Regions from separate parts of the Homo sapiens genome. Here regions 1 and 3 are each linked to region 2. A link is a contact called in ENCODE Hi-C data. All regions are on one chromosome and are shown on one strand. The core of a region is the stretch at or near the end of the contact, and the rest is flanking DNA. Distances in the headings are between cores, read along the strand shown.

The links. A loop is a pair of places that touch in the nucleus more often than their neighbours do. Pooled maps may share reads with other maps.
Region 1: a map of ascending aorta shows a loop between it and region 2 (7-fold over the local background). The contact joins the promoter of ERBIN here to the enhancer-like site in region 2. A Hi-C loop is called at or near these places in 3 of 168 maps with a recorded cell type or tissue (ascending aorta and naive thymus-derived CD4-positive, alpha-beta T cell) and 17 of 50 pooled maps.
Region 3: a pooled map of heart left ventricle shows a loop between it and region 2 (2.2-fold over the local background). The contact joins the promoter of RNF180 here to the enhancer-like site in region 2. A Hi-C loop is called at or near these places in 2 of 37 single-sample maps with no recorded cell type and 3 of 50 pooled maps.

What each region holds. Positions count from the first base shown.
Region 1 is chr5:65,925,255-65,930,060 of GRCh38, reverse strand. It overlaps ERBIN (erbb2 interacting protein), which reads right to left and starts at 3,486. Exons shown (of 26, transcript NM_001253697.2): 1 at 3,255-3,486. RefSeq lists enhancers at 3,333-3,552, 3,513-4,137, 4,762-4,806 and a silencer at 3,633-4,722.
Region 2 is chr5:65,033,918-65,038,338 of GRCh38, reverse strand. No RefSeq gene overlaps it. Among named protein-coding and RNA genes, the nearest start is that of CWC27, 270 kb to the right of the region's middle. RefSeq lists enhancers at 183-477, 2,309-2,825 and a silencer at 2,699-2,748. Within about 2 kb of position 2,543, at least 41 of the 41 ENCODE cell types and tissues checked have a DNase peak (open chromatin) inside an H3K27ac peak, as active enhancers do; they include ascending aorta, where a contact is called at or near this core.
Region 3 is chr5:64,163,232-64,167,493 of GRCh38, reverse strand. RNF180 (ring finger protein 180) reads right to left here and starts at 1,651. Exons shown (of 8, transcript NM_001113561.2): 1 at 1,541-1,651.

The sequences.
Region 1 (4,806 bases), core at 2,237-4,736, 890 kb before region 2:
ATATAGGAAGCTAAGGGAATCAGAAGAGAAAGCTGAATAGCAGCTAAGTTTCTTTTTTACAATTAGGAAACCTAAGAAGAGACAGCTAAAAAGTGAATCTGAAAAATGGGAGTTAGCAGTAGGCCGGGCTCAGTGGCTCACACCTGTAATCCCAGCACTTCGGTAGGCCAAGGTGGGCAGATCACCTGAGGTCGGGAGTTCGAGACCAGCCTGGCCAACATGGCAAAACCTGTCTCTACTAAAAATACAAAAATTAGCTAGGCATGATGATGTGCGCTTGTAATCCCAGCTACTTGGGAGGCTGAAGCAGGAGAATCGCTGGAACCCGGGAGGTGGAGGTTGTGGTGAGTCGAGATTGTGCCACTGCACTCCAGCCTAGGCAACAGAGCAAGACTCCATCTCGAAAAAAAAAAAAAAAAAAAAGAGGAAAAGACAAAGACATCTTTAGAGGTTTATAATAGAGATGTATTCCCAGAAAAAGAAAACGGAAGCAAGCATGTAACAAATTCAAGAAATGAATGAGCAAGGCAAAGAGTCAAAATGCAAGCAGCCAAGTAGGGTATGTAAGGAGAATCTGGATAAGCAGCAATTACGAAAAATAAAAAAGAAACTGCTACCCAGCATCACTAAAATTCTGCATAATCCCAAATACTCTGTAAGTACTGCCATAATCTATTTCCAAAACAAAAGCAGCTTAAAGTCTAAATCGTATTATCCGTAAGCAATTATTTCAAATAAGTAATTTTGAAATATACACCTATTTTCTGAAACTTTTAACTATTTCTTAAAGGGTATTATTTACTACTAATAGTGCAATACCAACAATGTGTAAAATAATCGATTTTTGAGATTTGCCAATGATATATGTTAATGTATCTATAGTTATCACTTCATTAAGAAACAGCATACAATAAAAATTTGGTTTCCATGTTTGTACCTCTGTAAGCTTTTTATACATAAAGTTTACAATAGTTTGATCTCAAATGGCAAGGAGACCTCGTAACAGTACTACTTGAATCAGTTGAAGTCCTGAAAATTCATGATTACCTTCAATAAACAGAGCCTTTAAGTGTGTATTTTGTGCAATATAGACTTTGGAAGTACTCTCTATTTGCCAATTTAATCTTTGAAAATCCACACCATACTAGAAGAATATCCAAATTTTGAAGCCATTTAAAAATATTTTAACGGATGACTCCTCTATTAACCTCTTTTCAAACCTTTGTCACAGTTTAAACAAAGCTTCGAAAATACTTATAGTTTCACAATAGTATAAAACCTAAAATTTAAGTTAATTCGGTGATAAACTAACAGAATTCCAAGAAAACTACGAAGTAAATTATGCCTTGTTGAGGAGAAAAAAAAGAAACACAAAGGTGAACACCTCACTTCATAAAACGTGTTGTCTGCATCGAAACATACTACTCTTCTCCTGAGAAAAAAAATCAAGAACTAAATCTAAAAATAGAGGCTTAAATAGTCATTTTCAAGTGCTACAATACTTTTTTTATACAAAATTTACTAATAAATAACCATCTTCATAAAGCGATAATTCTCTGTAAGGGACTTGCTCTATTAAGGTTTTGTTGCTTTTGAAGCCAAGTATAAGCCATATAAGGAAACTGAAGTTCAATGCCATTTATTTTGTTCACCTCTTTCAGATGCCCAAGAATAACCTCTTTTGCAGCCTAATGATACGTTCCAAAATCATAAAGTAGATGAGTTATGCACTTTAAATTCTTTGATAAAGCTAGTTTGACTTAACAAGAATTATTCCATGGTTCACAAATCTTACCAACAATGAAAAAAAAAAAGAATCTCCTGAGACCATGCCCCGGGGAGGAAAAAAAAAATCAAAACTACAGTAATAAATAAAGGACTGCCTTTGGAGATGTACTTAATGAAGCTGAAGTAGCAAAGAACAAATTGTGAAATAATTTGATCCTGATCTTTAAAACTTATTTTTTCTCTTTGAACTAAAGAAAATCAACTCTCTCCTCGGGTTTCCGGTCATTACGTGAGACAGCATAGGCAATCTAAACATCAATATATATTTAGGATATACCTACCAACAGGATTACCAAATTTATTCAATATATATTCAAAAGTACAGTATTGTATTTCACCTCCCTGTACCGCAAAAATACCGGGAAAAAAAGTAAACAGAAAAAGACTAAAACACCACTGAAAAAAACTTTGGGTTTACTGCTATCAAAACTAGTCCCCATTGGTTCAGAAGTGTTCATAGCTCTGACTGGTGGAATGTCTGCCATGCTTCATGAATCCTGCCCCCACAGATGTAGGCAGAACCTATCACTATTTATGCAGAACCGACCAAAAACATTTGGGACAACACAAAAATGTAAAGACCATACTACTCGAAAAGCACAGCTTTTTATCACAATCACTGTGATTCCCTTGAAAATCGTTTTAAGCGTTTTACTTCCCCTCCCATCGTCTGTTCTGAACTGTACAGAAGTCCTATTAAACGTCTTACAGGTTGTTAATGTTGTTTAATTATCTCTCCCTATTCTTAGTCCTTACTCCTTTTTTCTTCGTAATGGATCAGTTACAAGAAAAGCCTAGTCGATCCTTGCTTTCAATTAATTAAACAAGTTATACGGCGCTAAACGTCTGAAAAACACACACTACACACAACTAAAGAAATATATTACTCACCCTGAAAAACAACTAAGAATGGCAAGATTTTTTGGTTTCTAAAATCTAACTAAATATACTGATCAGGGTTGGAAATAAAAAAATAAAAATAAATACCTCTATATACAATTAACGCAAGCGCCAATATAATCGGTATGAGTATAAACAAACGCGGCAGCCATCTCAATAACAGCAAATCACTCACTGCAGCGACCAAACTTTCTTCCCAAACAGAAGGTGCCTGGCTGAGCAACTTAATATACACTCTATACGTTCCAGAAAGCCAAAACTTCTGGCCCCTGTGCTGAACAAAGGCAATCGTTCTTCGGATTACTAAAAACTTTTCGTCCCACCGCATTCTTACAACCTCTTCCAAAAAATTCAAAGTCCAGATGGTGGGGGGGGCAGGGGGGAGAAGGGACGCGGTGGGGTGCAGTTCGATTATTTAGCCCCTCAATTATTAACCGCTTCGATATGAGAAAAGGAGGGTTTAGGGCAACTTGGAGAAGAGTGAAAAACACTAAAGAATCATCTCTTTTCCGAGTCACAAAGTCCCATGAACTTTGTGACTCAGAGACACTTTTCGTGAAAATTACCTTTCGGCGGGACACCGTCTCAGGGCAGCTTTTTCAAGGCTTCGCTTGACATGATTTCCTTCCCTTCATCAGTCACTTTGGATCCAGCTGAATATCTCTCTCGGGTGAGAGCGGATGTGGACTGGCCTCCCACAGAAGAAGAGTAGGTGGCTTTGGTGGGGGTTGGGGTGCGGGCTGGCTTCCTGGTCTCGAGTTTTGCAGGAGTTTCCCAGCCCCAACGAGGATCTCCGCCGAAAAAAAAAAAAACAAAACTTTTCACTCGTGACACCGCCCGGAATTGCAGTGCGAAACTCACTTCCTGCCTTGGCGAGAAGCAGGATCCAGCTCCGTCCAGGGGAACCCGGAAAACCAGCTCCGCGCGCACCGGAGAGGGGGAGGGGAGGGGACGGCCGCCGGGAGCCTCGGGTTCCGGGCAACCGGCGCGCCCGGCACACCGGACGGCAGCAGCACCCGGCCGGCGGGGGCGAGGACGCTGCCCGGGCGCTCGGCGAGCCTCGGCCGCGCTAGGCCGCCACCGCTTCCTCTCCGTTGCCCCCAGAGCCGGGCGGCAGGGTTATTGTCTCGATAGCGCTTGCCGCGCCCTTCGTCCGCGACGCCGCTGCCGCCGCCACCCGGAGCCGGAGCCGAGGAGTCGGGCAGGCTCAATAGCGGCCCCCTCCCCGGGCCGTCCGTCGGGCCGTCCGTCCTTCCGTCCGTCCCTCCCCGCTTTCCCTACTCGCCCTCGAACCCTCTTCTCCTCCCTCTCCCGTTTTCCCGCCACCGTCCCTCCGCTGCCCTGCTTGTTCTCCTTCGCCAGCGGCGGTGGCTCCCCGAGACGCGCAGGGGGCGGGAGCAGGAGGCAGCTCCGTCTCCTCACGAGCTTGCGGGGCCGCGGCAGGGGCCGAGACTGCGTCCCGCGCCGCCGCGCCACATTCACTCGAGCGAGAGACGGCGAGGGGAGGGAGGACGGAGGGAGCGGAGAGAAAGGAGGAGGAATGGGGCAGGGGCGGAGGGGAGTTACTGCCTCACAGGCCGCGGCGGCAACAGCGCCACCGCCCCGGCCGCGACGGGTGAAGAGGCTGCGCGCCGCGACTCTGCGGCGGGGGCGGGGGCGGGGCGGCCTCCCGCCGGCTTCGCCCCAACCGCCAACAGCCGGGCAGGAGGCCTGCGCGGGCCAGTCAGCGCGCGGGGGCGGTGCGGGCCGACGTCGGCGGCTGGGGGCAGCGGGCCGGGGGCCGGGGGAGGGGCAGCCGGCGGCCGTGGGTTCGCGTGCAAGGCGCGCCGTGAGGCCCACTCTGGCCCAGGCCCCTCGAGGCCTGCCCGCTGCTCCCTGCCCGCTCCCCGACCCCGCACTCCCGGACTCCCGAGCCCCCCAGGGTGGGGAACGCTGGCAACGCCGACCCTGCTGTCTGCTCGCGGCCCAGCGCCCAGCCAGAGAGATAGAGAGCCCACAGGCCTCCGCCGCGCCGGCCGATGGAGTTTCTTTGTACGACAGTAATCGGTGCACAGGGGTTGTTGGAGTCCAGCCCTGATTTGAAGGCAGCAGGTATCTCTTGCAGCTGCAGCACTCCAA
Region 2 (4,421 bases), core at 1,294-3,793:
GCCTGGAGGAACTGATCTCACCGGTTATGATGAGAATGGAGCTAGCTTCTTCCCAATCCTATGTGAACTGGATGGCTAGAAGGGAACCTTCCTCCAGTAATGGAAACAGTGAGAATCCTTGGGTACTAAACAAAGGAGTAGATTTGGAGATCTAGGAGCTAGTGGGTTTGTGGCTGGCAGCCAGGTCTGGAGTGTTGCTTTCAGGATGCCGGGTTTTCTCTACTCTTTGAGCAAATCTCACCCTATGGAGACACAGTCACCTGCATTCTAGGTGGAGACCACAGAGGTGAGGAAGTGGGTTAGAGGGAGGATGACAGCCATACCGTCAGTAGAGGGAGCTGTTCTGGGAAGGAGACAGGGAGACAGGAACCTCTTCCGCCTTAAGAGGGAAAAGAAAGCCACCACAGCCATTCTCACCCTTTTGAAGTTAAATCACTGCTTCACTGCCAGTTCTCAGGTGGCTCAAGAATGGACGGCTACTTTGCAAAGCACGTGCCAATTACACAAAATTGCCTACTTTGTCATGCGAATTTAAACCAAGCAGAGAATGCCTCTTGATCAATCTGGCTTTTCTTACAGATACTCAGCATGGAGAAAACTGGCTTGGTTGGAGACAGAGTTTGTGTCACACTTTTTCTCATAAAGGGAAAGTTGCTCCAGACCAAGCAACAAGGGAGATGTCAAAAGCTGGCTGTTCCAGCTTCTCCCTTGAGTTACAGATCGTCACACAACTCTGAGCACAGGAAGGACCTACAGTGTTCTTAGAAGCAGTAGAGTTGCATGCCCTTTACTAACCAGGCTAACCAATGCAAGAGTGTGTAAGACCTTCTAGGCAAAAGGCCCTGGGAGGCTGAGTTTATTCTCAAACCACCAGCCTTTCTCCCACCATCACGTTCAGTTACCAAAACATACTTACTTTTTTTTTCCTGTAACCTCATTTTAGAAGTGAACAGCTTTCAGTTAAAGTGATTTGCAGGGGATAAATAGAAGTAGGCTCATGCCAGACCTCACAGAGAAGTTCTAGATGGGCCCAGCATGGTGGCTCATGCCTGTAATCCCGGCACTTTTGGAGGTTGAGGCGGGCAGCTTGCCTGGGGTCAGCAGGAGTTCAAGACCAGCCTGGGCAACATGGTGAAACCCCATCTCTACAAGAAGCATAAAAAAATTAGCCGGGCGTGGTGGTGTGTGCCTGTAGTCCAAGGTACTTGGGGGCTGAGGCGGGAGGATTTCTTGAGCATAGGAGGTCAAGGCTACAGTGAGCCCAGATCGCCACTGCATTCCAGCCTGGGTGACAGAGCAAGACCCCATCTTAAAAAAGAGAGAGGGAGAAGATCTGGATGGTTCATGTCCTCTGCTTATCCTGGATATCTAGAATCTTACGGAAACCTTATATTACCCTTTCATGAAGTGGGAAAAGGACTTTAGAGAAGGGGGACAGATTAGAAGGCAGAAAATGCACTAAATAGTGTGACTCTCTCTTCATTTAGGCCCAGTTCTTTCTCCTGTACTTCTCTAGTTTTTTAGTAAAAGAAACAAGGAGACTGGAGCTTGGACTAACAGAATTAGCATGTTCAACATCAGTGTTCCAAAAATCATCAGCCATTTATCTTCATGGGGAGTTTTTCCTTTAGGCGCCAGCTGACTTTCTTTTCTTTGGCCCCTCTTTCTCATTCTGCCTTCTGCCACCAGCCTCCATCTCCACTGCAAAACTCTCCACGTCCCATTCAGGTCAGGGCCTTCCTTCACAGGCACAAAAGCTCATCCTGCAAATAATCAGCTTCTGCCCAGGTTCTCTATCATTAGCAATATAGAAAAGAGCAGAAGCTTTCAAGTTTTGCTCACAATTTGACATATATTTGATCAAATTTTTAGTTTGGGCTTGTATGCTCCACCAACCATCAAACCCTGGCAAATGTAAGTAAGGGTGAAGGGATGGTCTACCTCATACACTAGTAAAAACTGAGAACATCTTAGATGCTCATAAACGGAAATAGTGTTTAAGTACTTGATGATACCTCTACTAAAGGAGTAGATCTTTATGATCTTTAAAGCAATGTTTGAAAAAAGCACAAAAAAGTTTCTGCCACAATATAAGTGAAAAAGGTAGGCTACAAAATGATATAACATGACTAAATGACGTTAAAAACCTGAAGATCTGCTGCAAAGAAAGGGGGTTGTGGGGGGAGACAGGAAGGAAATGCATCAACGTTAACAGAGGTTGAGTCTAGAGGGTGGGGCTTTGGGTGATTACTTTTTTCTTCGTAATTTTCCACCCTTTAAAAGAGCATGTCCTACTTTTATAATTACGGAAAAAAGAAAGAAAACCTTGAGCTTTTGCATTTAACCAGTCCGCAAAAGCAATAAACAAGACGCGCTGTGGCCAGGGAACCCAGCGTTCGAGGGGCCGGCAGCGCGATCTGGCTGTCGCCTGTGGGCGGGGCGCAGTCCCCGGGACAGCCTCCCGGACCCGGGCCCCCAGGCTGCCCGCAACCCTCAAAAAGGAGCCTGTTTTATCTCTGAGCAGAGATGACGTCACCCTAAGGAAACCAGAAAGTGCTGATTAATCATGAAGTCAGAACTAATCCCTGAAAAGAAGTCGGGTAGGGGCGAGGCGCGAGAGTGCCCCAGACGAGATTGCAACCTCAGACGCCGCGACCGGGCTGGGGTCTCGCCCGTCACGCCCAGCCGGGACGCCGGTGCGCCCCGCCCCCACCTCGCGTCTCCCCGCTTCCCGCTTCCAGCTTCCCCCGCGTACTCCCAGCCTCCCGCCTCCCGCCGCCACTAGGTTTCTCCGGCCAGCGGCCTGGGTGGCGCATGCGCAGCGGCGGGATGGCCGGGCCCGCTCCAGACCCTGGCAGTCCACAAGCTCCCAGTCGCCTGCCGTGGTCCCTCCCCGACAGGTTCTTATTGTACCGCGCAGTGGTCGCGCACCGACTAGCTGTGCTTTTAAAGATGATTATCACTATGGCGGTGAGACAGTAGTTTGGCCGAGACCTGTTCCAGTACCCGAGCCAAAAAGGGTGAAGTAGATCCAGGACCGTCACTGGAAGCCACTTCGAGAGAGAGGCCATGCTTCTTAAAGTATGGGTTTCACAGCCGCCAGTTTTTTGGAGGTCTATAGTCACATGTTATTCACAATCTTATTTTTATTACAGTCGGTTAAAAAGGATTTCATCCATTGCTAGAACACTGCAATCCTCAGCTTCGGGGGTAACCAGAAGGCTCTCTGCGCCCGCTGCTGGGAGGTGGCGGGGCCCCGGGTCCAGAGCCAGGCTGGAGGCGGGCGCGCCCCACCGCCCCTGTGATGAGAGACAGCAGGAAAACTGGGCGTCCGGCAGCCCTGGGGCAGAACAGGTTGCTTGTCCCTGGGGAGCCCTCTAAGGGATAAAGGACCTTGGATGCGATCAGTCTTTCTTTGCGGAAAGCCCTCACACCTGTCCTGAGAGATAATTTGCATAAAAGCTGTTTGTGCCCTGGAGGAGAAAAGAAAGTGATTAAAAGAAGGTGGGGAGAGGGGTGGTCTGAGATGTCAGTAAGGATATTGGGCTGTGAAATACGTTGGTCTTATAAGTGGCTCTGCAATATCTTCTAAGAAGAATCCTCTGTGAGGCCAGCCTCTTGTTTTTAGGCTGGTCAAGCAGAAAAGAAGAATGGAAGCCCATTCACTGAGAAGCCACTGGGCCCCCAGGGACACCTCCATCTTGCCTTCACAGCATTTGCTCTTGCAACAGGTTCTTAGATTAATTTGGCCTCGTGGTCAGTCTTGAAGCAGCTCCCACATGTGCCCTGGCAGCTCAGCGCCCAGCTGTCCCGTCCTGTGTTTGTCTAGTTGATTAGGCAAGTGTTAACCAGTGAACCACAGAGGCCCATGGTCCAGTGGGCAGGGTGTAAGAAAGTACCTGGAACACAGAGATGGACGGAGATAGAGCTGGAGTTTGGGCCAGGTGGGCAGCACCGGCACCTCTCAACAATACCTACAAACATATTGCTCTGCTCATTTGTTTTAATCACATCAAGGCTTGTCACAATCTTTCTGTTTTCTTTTCCCTTAGAAAACAAACGTCTCACTAGGGTTGCTTCATGAAGTTCACCAGTACAGTAAGTGCTACAGCACGTTAGATTGCCTTGGCAGGGAGAAGGGCCTTTTATCTGCTTTGGATCACTGTTGGAGTCTCAGGCCTTTAAATCTTTTGAACTCACATCCATTGTTCCACACTAGCTGCTACTGATTCTACAACCCCTGTTCTCGCTTGATTATATTTCTTTGGATGAAATATGATATCTTTAATGTTTTTTGGGATCAAGGGTCTGAGTGTGGGGAGAAGAGGCTCCTAAGCCACAATCAGCAGCTTGATTCCCTATCACCTGTTTGGAGCTCATGGTAACCAGAGTCAACAACTAACAGGATTTAGGAGAAACAG
Region 3 (4,262 bases), core at 402-2,901, 870 kb after region 2:
TTTTTTCAATATTATTTTTTGAATTTTCGAAGAAAAAATCTTCACTTTGAAAAACCAAACACACAAAAAATGAAAGAGAGGAAGAAAAATGGGGTAATAAAATACCATTGACAAAACTAAGAGCAAACCCTAGGGAAACTGGTAAATTGTTGATGGTTCCAGAGAGATAAAGTACAACATAACACGTACACAATTACGAGATAATTTTTCATTACAATAATTAAAATGACTATTCTCCTAAATTTTTGATTCTTTATGAGAAAAAACTTACTCAAATATTCCGGGAAACCTAACAGCTCGCCTCCTCGATTCTACTTATTAAATAAATATTTAGAGTTTCTGCCATTGTCACCAAAGTATCTTTGGGCTGCCAGTGGCACTACATTTATACAAGAGACGAAAGTCTGACAGATAAAAGACAACGGAATTTTACTTCTTTCTACGACTCAAATGATACCACTCATTTGAAACTGAAGTGTTTATGATCTTTCAAGTATCACTTTTAGGGGTACTATAACAGGAGTCTGAAAGGAATTGACTCTATTTTTTAAGAAAGGTTTTAACAATTAATGAGTATATAAAAATACAATGAGCATCAGACCGTCCATCTTTGAGAGCTAAATTTTGTTTGAGACTAAGAGACCAACTGGACCAAGGACAACTCTAGTCAGACAAGTTCTAATCACAGATTCCACAAGGATTGACTGCTTAGTTTTGATATAATCACTTTGCCTCTTGGGTGCCTCAGCTGTCTGGTCTATAAAATGGGATAATAGTAACCCGACCGCATAATGCTCCTTTGAAGTTAACTAATGAATGCTCTCACAGATACACTTACAACTGTTAGATGCTACGAAAATAATGAGCACTATCTCGAAAAAAAACAAGGTGGAATATATGTGTTAGTGTTCATAACAGCACTAGTAATTTCCCACCAAAGGACCATCTCCCCACCTCCGCCCGATGGATTTCAGAGCTTATGACCTCTGCCTAGCAGAAAGTCGTACACTCCGGACCCAAGGCTGCAACAAAAGCGACTGCGACGCCGATACTGAAATGGGCTAGACAAAGGAAAGTGGAACCGTGCAGAGGGAATCGGCCGTGGAAGGGGCTGTGTGGTCCCCACAAGCTCCGAAATTAAACAAGACGCAGTTCCCCACCTCAGACCTGGAGAGGGTTCAGTACTGGACCCCTGGCACCCACCCCACCTTCCCCGGCCTCCTCCGCCACACCTACAGCGCCTCGCCTCCAGGACTCAGCTTTTTCGACCCTGTGTAATTCCAACCTCCAGGTGGGCGCGCCCCGAGGCCGCTCCGAGAGCCTCAGGTGCGAAAGTTAAGCCGCGGCCGCGTCACCTGAGGCCCGCCGGGCGAGAGGCGGCCAGGCCAGCGGCAACCCTAGCCCAGCCCCTTGGCACGTCCCCGCCTGGGCCAACGTGGGGGCCCGGGCCACCGCGGCTGGGTAGGGCCCGGCCGAGGCCAGGTCCCTCCGAGAGGCGCCGCCGCCGCGCCCCGCCCGACTCCGACCCGCCGGCCTTTACCTGTATCCACGTCCCGGAGCCTCCGGCTTCGCGCCCCGTCCCGGCGCTCCCGGCCGCCAGCAGCCAGGCTCTGAGGACTCGCTGCGGCTCCGGCGGCGGCGATGCCGGTTCGGCGAGACGGGAAGCGACAGGAGCCAAACCCCGCGGAAAGCGCTCGAGCTGTGCCTGCAGCCCCGACCCCGCGGCCTCGGACGTGGCGCCCCGGCGCTCGCCCGCCACAGCCAGCGGCCCTGCTCGCCCCACGTCTGCGGGTTCCCACCCGAGCCGCGCGTGGGCGGCGCCGGGCTTTGACCCCGCGCAGGCAGACAAGCGCCGCGGGCCAGACGGAACCGTGGGAAAGTTTTTCTCCCTTGTCATCCCCTTACCAGAGCCACAGAAATTATCCCTGTGGTCTCCCTTGTCCTCACTCGGCCTTTTCTGGAGTTAAGAGATCCAAGCCAACTACTGGGTCTGTTCCCTGCTAAAATCTTAGGCCGGCGTCCCATCCACCCATCCCCATGCCTAGGACTTTTAAGCTGGCAACGCTACCTGGGTTTAGTTTTCCCTTCGTATATCACTATCTTCGTTGCTTACCTTCTTGTGCCTAAAGTTCCACCGATGTGCAAGGAGATTAACCACTAAAGTGCACCTGACACTACTCTTGACAAATTGCAGTTGGGAGGTGAGTTGATGACTGGCGGTAAATCAAAAGTGCTTATTTAGGGAGTGAGGGGGCCGCGTGCAGTAAATGTTGACTTGCAGGTGCCTCATAGATGATCAAACGACTATAAATAAGATTCGGAATATAAAAAGCAAGTTTTATTAGTTGGCTTGAGGAGAGGGAAGGGAGCTAGGAGGGAACCTCAAAAAAAATATACAGCTTTGTTTCTCTGCTAGATACAGAAATTTTTATTTGCCTGAAGTGGCTTACTTGGAAACTTGTCCTAAGATTAGGGCTGTATGCAGTGACTTCCCATCTGGAAATACAAGGAAATAAAGAACAAAATGAAAGACATCACGAGAAAACTACAGACCAATATACCTTATGCATAGTAACATAAAAATCCTCAACAAAATACTAGCAAGCCAAACCCAGCAACATTTTAAAAAATTATACAACATGACCAAGTAGGATTTATCTCAGGAATGCAAGTTTGGTGTGACATACAAAATTAATGTAACACACTACTTTAAATAGACTAAATGTAAAAACCACATGATCATCTCAAAAGATGAAGGAAAAGCAATTGACAAAATCTAACACCCTTTCTTGATATAAACACTTCAACTAGGAATAAAAGGAAACTTCTTCAACCTAATAAAGAGCCTCTGAAAAATCCATAATTAACATCATACTTAATCTTGAAAGAATGAACATTTTCACCTAAAATCAGGAATAAGACAAGGATGTCAATTGTTGCTACTTCTATTCAACATTATAGTGGAGGCACTAGCCAGGGCAGTTAGGCAAGGAAAGGTGGAATATCTAACAGCTAGTAGAACAAAGAGAAGAAAGATAATTACCAAAGAAAACGAGGACAACAGTTCTCAGAGCTAAAGGACAGAAGCACATGAGCTCTCAGTTTAATGGATAAAAATTTTCTATAACCAAGTTGTGAAATTTCAAACCACATGAGTCAGAGAGATCTTAACTTTCATGGAGGAAAAAATAGGAGGTGATTTATGAAGATTTAGAAATCAGAATGGCATTGGATTCTCAACAGAAACATAAATAAAAGATAAATTCTGAGAAAAAAATGATTTCCAATTTTGAAATTGATGAAGTATGAGGTTTAAAAAGACATTTTCAAATATACAAAGGTTTAAATAGTATTTTCATGCATTCTTTCTCAGGAAGCAATTGGAGGATGTATTCTATAACAAAGTGGTTAGACAGAGAATCTGATAGAAAAGAGAAGTGAAGGTGACACCCGCAACAACTGTGGTAGGCAGAATGGCTCCCCCAAAATGTCCACATTCTAATCTCTGGATCCTGCAAAGATGTTACAGTATATAGAAAAGGGACTTTACTGATGTCATAAAAGTGACTGACCCAAATAGGGAGACTATTTCGGATTACCTACGTAGGCCCAGCCTAATCACATGAATCTTTAAAAGCAGAAAACTTTCTCCACCTAGAATCAGAAAGATGAGATGGCAAGAAATGTCAGAGAGCTTTGAAGCCTGAGAGAGACTTGACCTTCCTTTCCGGGAGGGAACCACCCTGGAAACACCCAAGAGGGAGAATGTGGGTAACTTCTAGAGGAAAAGATTGGCCTCCTGGCTGAATTTGCAGTGCTTCCTTTTTAAAGAAATAAACTTTTGGAGGTACAAGATTTATTACAAACAGGACTGAAAGAAGAAAGACAAGATGAAAGTCTTGATGCTTTCTAATTCAGTAATGTAATATAATCTCTTATTTCTGATGAAATCACAGGGATGAACTCAGAGAAATGATAAGGTTGACAAGTTTCACAAATAAAAACACAGGATGCCCAGTTAAAATTGAATTTTGGATAAACAGTGAATTAATTCTTAGTATAAAACACACTAAAAATATTTGGTTACTAAAAGTTAAAATTTAACTGGGTGTCCCATATTTATTGAGCAACCTTAAAAAGTGTAACTTCTGAGCAATGATTCTCAACCTTGGAAGCACATTGGAATAACCTGGAGTGCTTGTGAAAATACCAATGCCCTGTTCTTACTGTGGTACAATTCAATCAGAATTTCTTGATGTGGG